Linked DNA regions of Homo sapiens: region 1 is linked to region 2. A link is a contact called in ENCODE Hi-C or POLR2A ChIA-PET data. All regions are on one chromosome and are shown on one strand. The core of a region is the stretch at or near the end of the contact, and the rest is flanking DNA. Distances in the headings are between cores, read along the strand shown. Region 1 overlaps SHANK2 (SH3 and multiple ankyrin repeat domains 2). Region 2 holds the start of CTTN (cortactin).

Evidence for each region. A loop is a pair of places that touch in the nucleus more often than their neighbours do. ChIA-PET counts read pairs that join two places held with the same protein, here RNA polymerase II (POLR2A). Pooled maps may share reads with other maps.
Region 1: a pooled map shows a loop between it and region 2 (3-fold over the local background). The contact joins the enhancer-like site here to the promoter of CTTN in region 2. A Hi-C loop is called at or near these places in 12 of 37 single-sample maps with no recorded cell type and 5 of 50 pooled maps. POLR2A ChIA-PET finds 5 or more read pairs at or near these places in 1 of 52 experiments (PC-9).

Annotation. Positions count from the first base shown.
Region 1 is chr11:70,478,115-70,483,977 of GRCh38, reverse strand. The region is part of intron 25 of SHANK2 (SH3 and multiple ankyrin repeat domains 2); the gene reads left to right. Among named protein-coding and RNA genes, the nearest start is that of CTTN, 83 kb to the right of the region's middle. Within about 2 kb of position 1,682, at least 13 of the 41 ENCODE cell types and tissues checked have a DNase peak (open chromatin) inside an H3K27ac peak, as active enhancers do; they include PC-9, where a contact is called at or near this core.
Region 2 is chr11:70,394,573-70,401,146 of GRCh38, reverse strand. CTTN (cortactin) reads right to left here and starts at 2,618. Exons shown (of 18, transcript NM_005231.4): 1 at 2,533-2,618. It overlaps CTTN-DT (CTTN divergent transcript), which reads left to right and starts at 2,685. Exons shown (of 3, transcript NR_186321.1): 1 at 2,685-3,049. RefSeq lists enhancers at 110-404, 3,253-3,322 and silencers at 1,692-1,761, 2,343-2,852, 2,953-3,002, 4,100-4,288.

The sequences.
Region 1 (5,863 bases), core at 433-2,932, 84 kb before region 2:
TCAGTGACATCACATACAGCTGGGGCTCAAGATGCAGACTGAGAGCCCCAATTTTCCCAGTTATTTTTCAGTGTGGATGTAAATAAATGACTTGGATGTCATCTATTACTCTAAAGGAGTATCGATAGGCTGGCATTGGTATAGAGAAGCACAGTTACACTGCAGACATTCAGACAGTGCCTCCAGTCAAGGAGAAAGTCTAAGAATTATGTACGTATACACCTACAAGTACACTCAACAGCCTCCAGGAATTTTGAGAAAGGGTGTTGCTTTGCCGCTCAGGCTGGAGTGCTGTGACGTGATCACGGCTCATTGCAGCCTTGCAGCCTAGACCTCCTGGGCTTAAGCAATCCTCACACCTCACCTAGCCTCCTGAGTAGCTAGGACAATAGACGCATGCCACCACACCCAGCTATTTTTTTTTTTTTTTTTTTTTTTTTTGGTAGAGATGAGGTCTCACCATGTGTCCCAGGCTGGTCTCGAACTCCTGGGCTCAAACGAACCACTCACCTCAGCCTCCCAAAGTGCTGGGATTGCAGGCATGAGTCACTGCACTGGGCCAAAAATCTGAAAAACTGACTAGTTTAACCCTTCCCCATTACATACTAATGTGGCTCTTCCGTCATTACTCTATGTGGAAGCAATAATTAAAGAGGCCTTATCTTAGTGTTTCACATTTTTACAAAACACTTTCTCATGGGTGGGTAATTTTTATGACAACTGGGGAGCAGGTATGAGTCACACCCATTTTTCAGAGGATAAGTGGCTTGTCCACATACACAGCCAGCAGGAGGCAGAGCTGGGACACAGGCTGGGGTTTCCTGACTCTCACTTCCCCTTGTAAGCAATGTCTGCAGTAAGGAAGGAGCTGGAAGGGAATGGCTCTAGGGCTGGAGGAAGGAATCCACTGTTCAGGTCAGCAGGGCATCCTGCACCAAGCTGTGCTCCCCTGAGCACTCCACTCGGGGAGTCCAGGGACCCCGTCCATGGAGACCTCTCCCTGAGTGGCAGCTGGACAGCTCATCCCCTCTACTCGTCTTCAGGCTGGGCCAGCTCCTGGGGTGCCCACAGGGGAGTGGGACCCCAACTTGCAGCGTCTCTAGGGTTTCTCTGCCCTGCATTTCTCCAGGGGGACCCTGAGAGGGGGCTGGCTCAAAGCAGACTTCATAGGGCAGAATCCTGCTGTACTCTGAAGGAGAGCAGCTGCATACCACCGCCGACCCACGCGTGAGTGCCAAGAACGGCCGCCTCCCAGCTGTCCTGTTATTTATAGCCCGGCTCTCTTACAGTAAGAACAGGAGCCCACACCTATGACACAAAGCATTCACCAAACGCCAGGCACTACATTCCACGGCACCCCTGAGCCAGGGCCTGTAATTTTTCCCACTGTGTGAACAAGGAAGCAGAAGGCAGGGCGGTGAAGCTACTGAGCCGAGGCTACTTCACAGGAAGACGCGGAACTAGACCTCCAACCCATGGAGCTGGCTCAGGGTTTGACTCCTCACCTTGTGGGAGCCAGGGACTGCCTTGGAAGGAATGACCAACTGGCAAACCGAACACCTGCAAGGCTGAGACTGCCGCGGGCGGGGCTGCTCTCAGGCCTCTGACTGTCCTTAGGCCAAGCTCTTTGGTCAGCAAGAGGCTAATAGCAGGCTTAGTCACTAGGAGGTCACCCTGCGGCCGATAACAGCAGGCTTAGTCACTAGGGGTTCACTGGCACTGCCAAGCTCCCAGAGGCCATGTCTGTTCCCTTCTTGCTCCCGGCCAAGGGTTACACTTTACACTCAGAGTTGGACTAGAAACAGGATGGCCTGAGGCCAGAGGACAAAGATGAAGAGCATTCACTGTAGGCACTAAACTAGGCTCAATCCTCTCCCTCGCCCTTGCTTCTCGGATCTAATAACCTCACCAGGCTGAGCACTTGGGACAAAGCCCCCATGGAGGTGCGCCACGGCCACGGGACACACTGACAAGGACAAGTGGGGGGCAGTCAGAACCACCACTGGGGGGGGGTCCAGGACGGAGTTGCCAGGGCACCAGAGCTGTCCCCCTTGCCGTGAGGGCTGTCTCCTCTCAGCCACAGACCTATCTCTCAGCATGTCTCCTTTGCTGGGCGTGGTCTTCACTGATGGGCCCTGGGCATTTGATCATCTGAGGATCAGAGGGAGCCTTAAGAACTCTCACCTGAGTTCACCGCCTGGGCGACTCACCACCACCTTTAAATGCATCTAAAAATTAAGAGCTGTGAATGGCCCTGGGCAAAATGAGGCACGAAATTGGATGAAGGGAATTCCTACCGAGGAAAAAGAAATGAGTTTTTCTAGGGAAAATTGAAAACCAGCCATGCTTTTTGAAATGACAGATAAGCAGTGGTGTAAAAATCCCATTTCCATAGAAACAAGTTTTGACTGCCCAAGAAAGGGACAATTTTTAGAGCTGTTCCTCAAATGTTCATTCATGAAATGGGCAGAAACCTCAGCTGAACTTGACCCTTTTAAAGTTCCTCTCATCCTTGGATTCTTCCTTTCTTTTCACTTCTTGCAAGAATCCAGGATGGGATCAAAGGAAGCAGCTGAAGATTAAACAACTAGATCCTTGTTTTCCTTGGGTATGTTTGATTTAACTTTAGCCGTGAATGAGTCTCTGATGCTCAAAGCTCTTCCCTGAAATCAAGGATGACATGGAATTTGCAGGCGTCTTAATTACAAATACGCCGACGAAAGGAAGATGATGAAGTAGTTCTCTTTAGTACATAATGTTAAAAGAGAAAAAAGTACATCATATTAGAGGCATCTCCCAGGGTGATCTGAAAACACCCTGCCAAGAATGGAGGCGTCAGTTCTAAGAAAAGTGTTCCAGGACCACCTGGCCTGATTATTCCAGGAGGTAGTCTCATCTTTGATCTCAAACTGGATCAAAGTGAAGGAAACTGGTTTGGGGAAGGAAGAGTGAGTGTGTCTCTGTGAAGAGTCAGTGGTCCCTCCTCAGCAGAATGCCAAGACAACAGCTGCCAGCCCAGAGGCCTGACAGTGCTGCACGCTGGGGGTCCCAGCACAGGAGCCTGGGGCTGCAAAAGCTCAGAGCCGGAAGCTCCTCAGGTGCAGGCCTAGGAGACTGACTGGACACTCAGACTTGGAATCATGGCCCAGCCCCACTGTCTCCTGAATTCACCAGTCAGGAGTTCACTGAGCTACTTTCTATAAGCCTAGTGCCAGGCTGAGGCTAGAGAGTAACGAGGAATACACCAACAAGGATGCCTGGACCCTCAGAATGGGGCAGCAATTCCGTCACTAATCATTCACTCAACAAAGTTAGGGATTGCCTTTATGTGCCAGGTGCCATGCTGTGCCCAGGATTTATCACTGAACAAGAAAACATTCCAGATGCCCCTCCCTTTGGGGAGCTCAAATTCTCGAGGGGAGAAATGGACAACAAATAATAAGACAAACCCAAACTGTGACAAATGCCACAAAGGAGCCACAACATGCTAATAGGTTAGTGACCAGTGCAGAAAGGGGCTGTGATGCACCAGCAGGTAAAAATAACCACGTGCAGAAGAGAGCCACGGGACACCAGCAGGTTAACCCTGACCACATGCAGAAAGGGCGGACTAGGATGCCCTAGCAGGTTACAGTGAGCATGTGCAGAAAGGGACTGACACTCTGCAAGGAAATGACATTTGAATGACCAGAAATTTAAAAAGGAGCCAACCTTGCAGAAAACCAGGAGTGGAGCATCCCAGGCACGGGACAGAGAGTACAAGGCCCTGAGGCCAGAAAGTGCCTTCTGTGCTCATGAAACCATGGCCAGATGAGGAGGGCTGGGCAGGGCCAGGTCACAAGAGGCTTGCAGGTAATGGGCATGAGCTGAATGGAGTTCCAGATATGGCTGCCTTCAGAGGGCTTCAGCAAAGTCTTGGCATGACCAGACTTTGTTTCCTGAAGATGGCCCAGGCAGCTGTGTGATCAGGTGAATGCACTGGTGGCACAGGGAGGCTGCTGTGGGAGTGTAGGGCCTGCATTCTGGAGACAAGCAGGGAGACTCAAGGGCTAAGTGCCTAAGGAACCCAGGAGAACACAGCAGCTTGCCTGACTTATATGCTTTGACCCAAAACAAACTTGCTATGACCCAGGAGCCCCAGGTGTCATGTGCCCTCCAGCTTTATTGAGAGATACTGACACATACCAGGCGCCGATAGTAAAGCCAGATAAATCTGATGTTCTTTACCATCGCTTCCATGGCAGAGGTCAGCTTCACATTTGCTCTGTATGTGGGGGCAACAGAGCAGTGAGTGTGTGCTTGTGGGGGTCCCCCATGGCTTCTGTTAGGGTGCATGGCCTATAAGAGTTCCCCAGAGTCCCCTCTAGGTCGCCAGCCCTTTGCAGTGGGTGGGGTCCAGAAGGGACCTCGAGATTGGCCTTCGCTTCCCCATGGGATGGATGGGCTTCAGGGAGATTTGTCCTGTGAAACTCCAGGTCCCAGAGGCCCCTGAGGGAGTTCAGGCTACCTGGGATGTGAGCTCAGGCGAGTTTTCCTCCCGAGGCCCCTGCGCCTGCTGCCTCACGGTACCTGCCTCCCCTTCCCAAGGCCTCCAGTCCCTACTGGGCTCTCTGCAGTATTATCCTGACAGCCTCTTGATTTTCAAATAACTTTGGGTTGTTAAAAAGTTATCTCTGCCCAGCTGGTCCCAGAGCACAGACTGCTTCAAAACTGACTTGGTACTAGAAGCTGCCTCACGGTGTTTTCAGCATCTCAGGACCACTAGGTGGTTTGAGGGTTTCCAGGCCCTGATGGAAAAGTGAATGTGACATCAGTGAATGCGACTGTGGGTGGCTGGGAGCACTAGTCAGGATGTGCGTCCATCGGGGCTGGTACTTGCGGGCGTTGGGCAAGGATGAATGGGAGTGCCTCGTCCTTGCCCATCAACAGGCAAATCTCAAGTCAGAATCTTCCTCCCCATTTTGGACATGAGGCCCTTTTGGCAAAAGCATATCACAGGGTTAATCTCTCTTCCCAAGAGGTGGGCACCTTCTTGATCTTAGCTGCGAACCTCCTGGCCTGAAGACCTGGATTCCTGGTGGAACTGCCGCGGAGCCTCAGGCTGCCTGCCCCACTCCCAGGTCTGGCTCTGTAACTCGGTCAAGTCACTTAACTTTCTGATCTGGGAAAAGGATATATTATCCATCAACACTTCAGTCAACAATTATTTATCGCACCCCTGTTCTGGGCCAGACCTCAAGGACTAAAACTAGACCAGGACCCCCTCATGGCACTCAGAGCTGGGGGTGAGGCGGAGGCCTGGCAGCTGCTGAGACACAACATAACACATGGCACAGCTGGGCAATATGGGCTCCAGTCCCCACATCCAGGCCTCGGGGAAGCTAGGTAAGGACTTGCTGCCTCCGGTTCTATCTTTTCAATGCCCTGCTTATCAGGAGGCTGTAAAGATGGAAAAAATAAGAAAGCAGTTTGGAAATAAGTGCTATTTTCATGCAAGATGGGGGCTCATCACTAAAATGCAGAGGCGTGCGGTGTGCTGGAGAGAACATATGTTGACAGGCTCCAAGTCCAGCCTCAGTGCTGGCCAGGCCCAGCAGGCCCTTGACAGGCGGCTCATGGGAGGGACAGAACCAGCATGCCTAATCAGCATCACTGACCAGCCCCTGGCCCATGTTCAGCTACAGTTAAAGAGCAGATTACTCTAGCTATGCCAGAGGCTGATGCAGGAGGATCACTTGAGGAGGTTGAGGCTGCAGTGAGCTATGATTGCTGCATGACCCCGTCTCCAAAAAAAAAAAAGCCAAATTGAATTTGTAAACAGTAAAAAAGCCACTTGCTTCTTTACTTACCTCACCCCAATTAA
Region 2 (6,574 bases), core at 1,369-3,868:
CTAGGCTGATCTCGAAACTCCTGGGCTCAAGCAATCCACCTGCCCTTAGCCTCCCAAAGTGCTGAGATTACAGGTGTGAGCCACCGAGCCTGGCAGAAGAATGTTTTAAATGACAGGACAGAACCATCCGTCCACCATCAGCTTTCCATTAGCCTCAGCATCTATGGCAGAGCAGGAGGAGAAAGGAAACAGACACTTGCGTAGCCAAAATCACCATCACAGGCACACTCCCTACACCACACTTACTCAAGGGAAACCCCGCCCCCAACATTTACTCCGTTTACTCAAAGCAGTGCGTGAGCAGATGGGGTGGGCCTGGGCCACAGTGAAAGCCAAGCCTGCTCCTGGAGCACAGTCCCCTGCTCTTGGCTGGCCCAGGCCATGGGAATACTGCAACACAAGGCAGCAACCAGCGCTCACAGCAATTCACACTCTCAGGACACCTTTTCTGAGCACCTACTGCGTGGCACAGACTGAAGATCTGAATTGCCGATTATGTGTGCTGTCATTTTAAAAGTGTTTTAAAAACAAGTCCATCAAAATGCTACAATTAAAAGTCAGCTTTAGCTGGGCCTGCAGTCCCAGCTACTTGGGAGGCTGAGGTGGGAGGATCGCTTAAGGCCAGCAGTTCAAGGTTGCAGTGTGCTAGATGGCACCTGTGAAGAGCCTCTGCACTCCAGCCTGGGTGACAGGGTCTCGCTCTGTCACCCAGGCTGGAGTACAGTGGTGCGATCGAGCTCAATGCAGCCTCCAACTCCTGGGCTTGAGATCCTCTGCCTCAGCGCCCCAAGTAGCTAGGACAACAGGTGCAAGCCAACATGCCCAGCGAATTTCTTTTTTTGTAGACACAAGGTCTCCCTGTGTTGCCCAGGCTAGTCTGGAACTCCTGGCCTCAAACGATCCTCTCACCTTGACCTCCCAAAGTGCAGGGATTACAGGTGTGAGCCACCGCACCCCTGCCCCAGGTCAAAAGAAATTTCTTTTCAGTAAGATATAGCAGAAGGTTAGCTTCTAGTTCTAGGGGACCTAATATCAAAACAACCCTGCCTCCCCAACTTTTTATTGAGTCCCACTTAAAAGACTCTTCCTTGTTCCTTGAGTATCTGGCGAATACTTCTCTAACCAGAGGAGAAACAGGACTGACTCAGTGCTCTGGAGCCAGTGACTCACCCACACGGTCAAACACGTGAATGGAGACAGGGGCAGGCGGCCAGCCCCTCCTGCGCCACGGCCTTGGGCCCGGCCGGGCTTGAGGGCTGGATCATGCCTGAAGGACCTAGTGGGTGAAGTCCCCCCGACAGAGCCTGCGCAGCCAAGTCAACACTGAGCCCAAAGGGAGCGCATGGGATTCCAGGGAGCGCTCACCGGATGCCTCCGGAGCTTCCTTCAGCAGAAAATGAATTCCTCCCCAAGGGGCCCCAAACGTCCACAGATTCCAGCGGGAGGAAGCCCTGTCCCTTCTCACCCAAGGCCTTCCAGCTTCAGGGATCAGGCATCCCTTAGACTATCCAGGTGATGGAAACGTAACAGAAAGCCCCAAAGCACCGTTCTGGTGATTTTAAACACACCCCGAAGGAGGGACGGTTCCAAATTTAGAGCCTCACGACTAGCTGCAGCCGCGCCTCGCTGCCTCCACTGACCTGATTGCAAAACCTCCGCTCAGGTGCAGGCCGGGCGGATCCCCAGCTGCTCCGCCACGTCCCACAGCGAGCCCCTCAAAGTCGCGCACCCCAACCGCCTTGACCCCGCGGACCCCATCCCTTTTCCCTGCGCCTGGATCCCTTCCCCTGGAGCCCCAATCCCCTCCCCTCGGACCCTATACCTTTCCTCCGAGCCCCGACCCCTTCCCCTCGAACCCCAATTCCCTTCCCTCGGACCCCATCCCAGTAGCTCTGCGCCTGGACCCCTTCCCGTCAGACCCCAATCTCCTCCCCTCGGACCTCATCCCTTTCCCTCTGCACCCAGACACCTCCCTCTCAGACCCCTCGCCCTTTCCTTGAGACCCCCCACACCCACCTTCCTTGGCCCCTCGAACCCCGGCCCCCTCCGCTCAGACCCCCGAACCCCACAGGCCCAGCCCCTCTCCCTCGGGCCCTAATACCCTCCCCCTCGGAGCCCATCCCCCTCTCCTATTCCCTCGGACCCAAGACCCCTCCCAGCCTGGCCCCTCTCCTGCCCTGGAGCCCCCCGGCGCCCAGGGACCCTCCCCTCAGAGCTGATACCCCAATTTGGCCCCTTTCTAACCTTCCTCCGCGGACCCCAGCCCCAAGCCCTCCGTGCCCCCTTGCCCCCTGCCCGGCCTCCTTGGGCCCAGACCCGTCCTCGTGGCCCTCGCGGACCCCCGGCCCTCGCCCTGCCCCGCCCCAGGCCGGGAAAGCCTCGCCACTCTGCCCCGGCCCCCGAAACCGCAAGCGGAAGAGCGGTGAGACCGCTGCGGCCGCCGCTTCCTTCCCCTTTCGCGGCCAGGCGACGCCACAGGAGGGAAGAAGCAGAGCCCGGCCTGCACCCCGGGCGGACGCCGCGCTCGCTCACCGCCGCCTGGGGTCGGTCCGGCCCGGGTCGGCCCTGGATTCCGCCGCGCCAGCCGCTCCCAGGCACCAGGCTCTACTTCCGGTTCCGAGGGCGGGGGCGGGGCCGCATCCGGGTCCCCGCGCGACCCCGCCCCCTGCCCCGCCTCCTCCCGCGTCTTGGCCCGCAAGAGTCCCGGGGGTCCGCCCGCAGCTGGCTAAGCGCTAGCCCGGCCTGTGGCGAGTCTGCAGAGCTCGCCCGGAAGTAGCGTTGCGCGCGCAGAGGATGGGCGCTGAGCAGCACACAGCCCGCGGCGGGGTCTCAGGATCCGCGGCGCTGCCCGGGGCCGGGGGAAGGAAGCCAGCCGAGGAGACGCACGTGCCCTGAGTCCGGGAGCGGGGAGCCTCTTCATCTCTCCATCCTCCCTCCGCGCGCGCCCTCAGCCGTCCTCGTCCGCTCACCATGCACCTCCCCTCCAAGAAAGGGCCACATGCGTGCCAGGGACGCGAGCCCCGGCCACAGGGACATAGCAGCCTAGAAGGTGAGTCAAGCGTTAAACCACATGGGTACTCACCTGGGAAATGAGATAAATGCCAAGAAGTGAGAGTTTCATAACATCGTATTGGGGAGACGGTAGGACCTGAACCCCTGGGAGACCAGAGGTTTCTTTGGGCGATTCACATGTTAGCCAAGATGTGAAGGCCCTATAAGAGTAAACAAGGTAAGGAGGGAAGAATTTTCCAGGCAGGCCAACAGCAGGTTCCAACAGCAGGGCCAACAGAGGTCCCAAGGCAGGAACGGTCTTGCAGCAGGGGAACTGGAGGAGGCTCAGCTCAGCATGGTAGAGGGCTAGTGGTGCAGCGGAGCTGTGGTGTGAGAGGGGCCAGGTCATGCAGAGGCCGATAGAGCACAGCGAAGACCTCGGTCTTTATTCTGGGAGACACGGGAAGTCCTCGGAGGAAGTTAAGCTGATAAGAGACATCATGAAGTTTGGGCCAGGCGCAGTGGCCCACGCCTGTAATCATAACACTTTGGGAGGCTGACATGGGAGGATCGCCTAAGGCCAGGAGTTCGAGACCAGCCTGGTCAGCATAGTGAGACCCTCGCCCCCGCCCGCCATCGCTAAATAAATAAATAAGACATAATGAAGTTTGAATTGTAATGAGATCACTCTGGCTGCTGTGTGGAAGATGGATGGGAGAAGGGCCAGGTAGAGCCTAATGTAGCCAATTCGGGCAGACCGCTGGTGGCAGGTAAGATGGGGAGAAGTGGATAGATGCAAGAGGCATTTAGAAAGCTAAACTGTCAGATGTGAGGATGAATTGGAAGTGCGGGTGGCGGAAGGAAATGTCAGGTGTTGACCATTTTTTTAAAGGTAAAATCATGACCTTCATACACATATAAAATGAACACGTCAAATATTTTATTTAACTCGATAATGAATACATCATAAGTTGTTACAAATTGTTTAAAGAATTTGGCCAGATGCAGTGCCTCGCGCCTGTAATCCCAACACTTTGGGAGGCCAAGGCAGGAGGATTGCTGGAGGTCAGGAATTTGAGACCAGCCTGGGCAGCATGGCAAGACCCTGTCTCTACCAAAAAAAAAAAATTTTTTTTAAGAAAAAAATTAGCCAGGCATGGTGACGTTTACCTGTGGTCCCAGCTATTCTGGAGGCTGAGGCAAAAGGACCGCTCCGGCACGGGCAACAGAAACCCTGTGTCAAAAAAAAAAAAAACGGAAGACGAATGCTGAAATGAATTTGCAAAAACTGCTCTATCTCTAGTGCAAAGGTCAATTGCATTTAACTGGACACAGCTAATTTGCATTTTCTGTGCACAAGGATTGTTGGCCAGGCTTGTAATACCAGCACTTTGAGCGGCAAGGCCAGAGGATTGCTTGAGCCCAGGAGTTCAAGACCAGCCTGGGCAATATAGACCCCATCTCTGAAAAAAAAAATTTTTTTTTTTACATTGCTGACTGTTTTTTTTTGTTTGTTTGTTTAATCTTTAGAGACAGGGGCTGGAGTGCAGTGGTGCAATCAAGGCTCACTGCAGCCTCGATCTCCTGGGCTCAAGTGATCCTCCCACCTCAGCCTCCCAAGTAGCTGTAGCTGGAACTACAGGCACGTGCCACCACACTCAGCTAATTTTTTTTTTTTTGAGATGGAGTTCCCCTCTTGTTGCCCAGGCTGGAGTGCAATGGCGCCATCTCAGCTCACTGCAACCTCTGCCTCTCGGGTTCAAGCAATTCTCCTGCCTCAGCCTCCCGAGTAGCTGGGATTACAGGCGTGCGTCACTTTGCCTGGCTAATTTTGTATTTTCAGTAGAGACAGGGTTTCTCCATGTTGGTCAGGCTGGTCTCGAACTCCCGACCTCAGGTGATCCTCCCGCCTCGGCCTCCCAAAGTGCTGGGATTACAGGCGTGAGCCACCATGCCCGGCCTCTAATTTTTTAATATTTTTGTAGATACTGGGTCCTGCTGTGTTGCTAATGCTGGTCTCGAACTCCTGTGCTCAAGTGACCCTCCTGCACTGGGATTACATGTGTGAGCCACCACATTGCCAGGCCACATTGCTGCCTGTTTTTTAAAGGTTAATTTCTGCCTCTACAGAGGTATGAAATCATCTAGTCAAAAAAGCAGGCATAGCCGGTGGTGTCCATCTCAGAGGGAGCCCTGTGACTGTATTGATCCAGCACAAACCCCTCCTCTCAAGTCCCTCACTGTGTCACACCTTTTGCCATAAGAGGTCATAGTCATAGGTGCTGAGGATTAGGCTGTGGACATATCTTTGGGCGCCCACGGAAATGTTCTTATTTCTATTAAAATTGGAAAAATGAACTTTTAGGTTGAAGAAAATGTATTTTATTCAAGAAAACATGTAAAGAAAATATAGCAGCCAGGCGCGGTGGCTCATGCCTGTAATCCCAGCACTTTGGGAGGCCAAGGCAGGTGGATCACCTGAGGTCAGGAGTTCAAGACCAGCCTGGCCAACATGGTGAAACCCCGTCTCTAAAATTAAAGTACAAAAATTAGCTGGGCTAATTTTACAGAGAAGGAAAGACAAAGCTCACTGCAGACTTTTCAGCAGGAGGGCAGCGTTCGTGGCTTAGAAAGACCAGTCTGCTGCCGGTGAAGAGCAGGGTGCTTCAGAGTGGCTCCCAGAGAGAAAGGGGCAGCACACTCTTCCACATGCCCATTGTGCTCCCCAGGAGAATGTGTGGCAGAGACTGAGGCTGGCCACAGGAATTACACATACAGTGTAAAATTTGCAAAGCAAGAAGTATAGCTGTGCTCAAAAATAGGTCGAAGCCGGGCGCCGTGGCTCATGCCTATAATCCCGGCACTTTGGGAGGCCAAGGCAGACGGATTTCTTGAGGTTAGGAATTTGAGACCAGCCTGGCCAGCATGGTGAAGCCCCATCTCTACTAAAATTCAAAAAATAAAAACAAAAACAAAAACAAAACTGGTGGCTGGGCGTGGTTGCTCACGCCTGTAATCCCAGCACTTTGGGAGGCCGATGCAGGTGGATCACTTGAGGTCAGGAGTCCGAGACTATCCTGACCAACCTGGTGAAACCCCGTCTCTAATAAAAATACAAAAATAAGCCAGGCATGGTGGCAGGCGCCTGTAATCCCAGCTACTTGGGAGGCTGAGGCAGGATAATCGCTCAAACCCGGGAGGTGAAGGTTGCAGTGAGCTGAGATCGCGCCATTGCACTCCAGCCTGGGAGACACAGCGGGACTCTATCAAAAAAACAAAACAAAACAAAACAAAAGTGATATCTCTGTGAGCCAGAAATGAAGAGAAATGCAAAGTGCTGAGTGGGCCTGCAACTGCAAAGCTGCTGGGCCTGGGTCACCCACGCTTGTAAAAGAAGCACGCAGCCAGGGGCGCACCAGTGGTCCCAGCTACTTGGGGAGGCCGAGGTGGGAGGAATCACTTGAGCCCAGGAGTGCAAGACCAGCTGGAGCAACATGGTGTGAACCTGTCTCAAAAAAATAAAAATAAAGAAAAATTTTAAAAACCCATGCAGCCAAAGAGGGATGTCCAGACAGCCTTATGT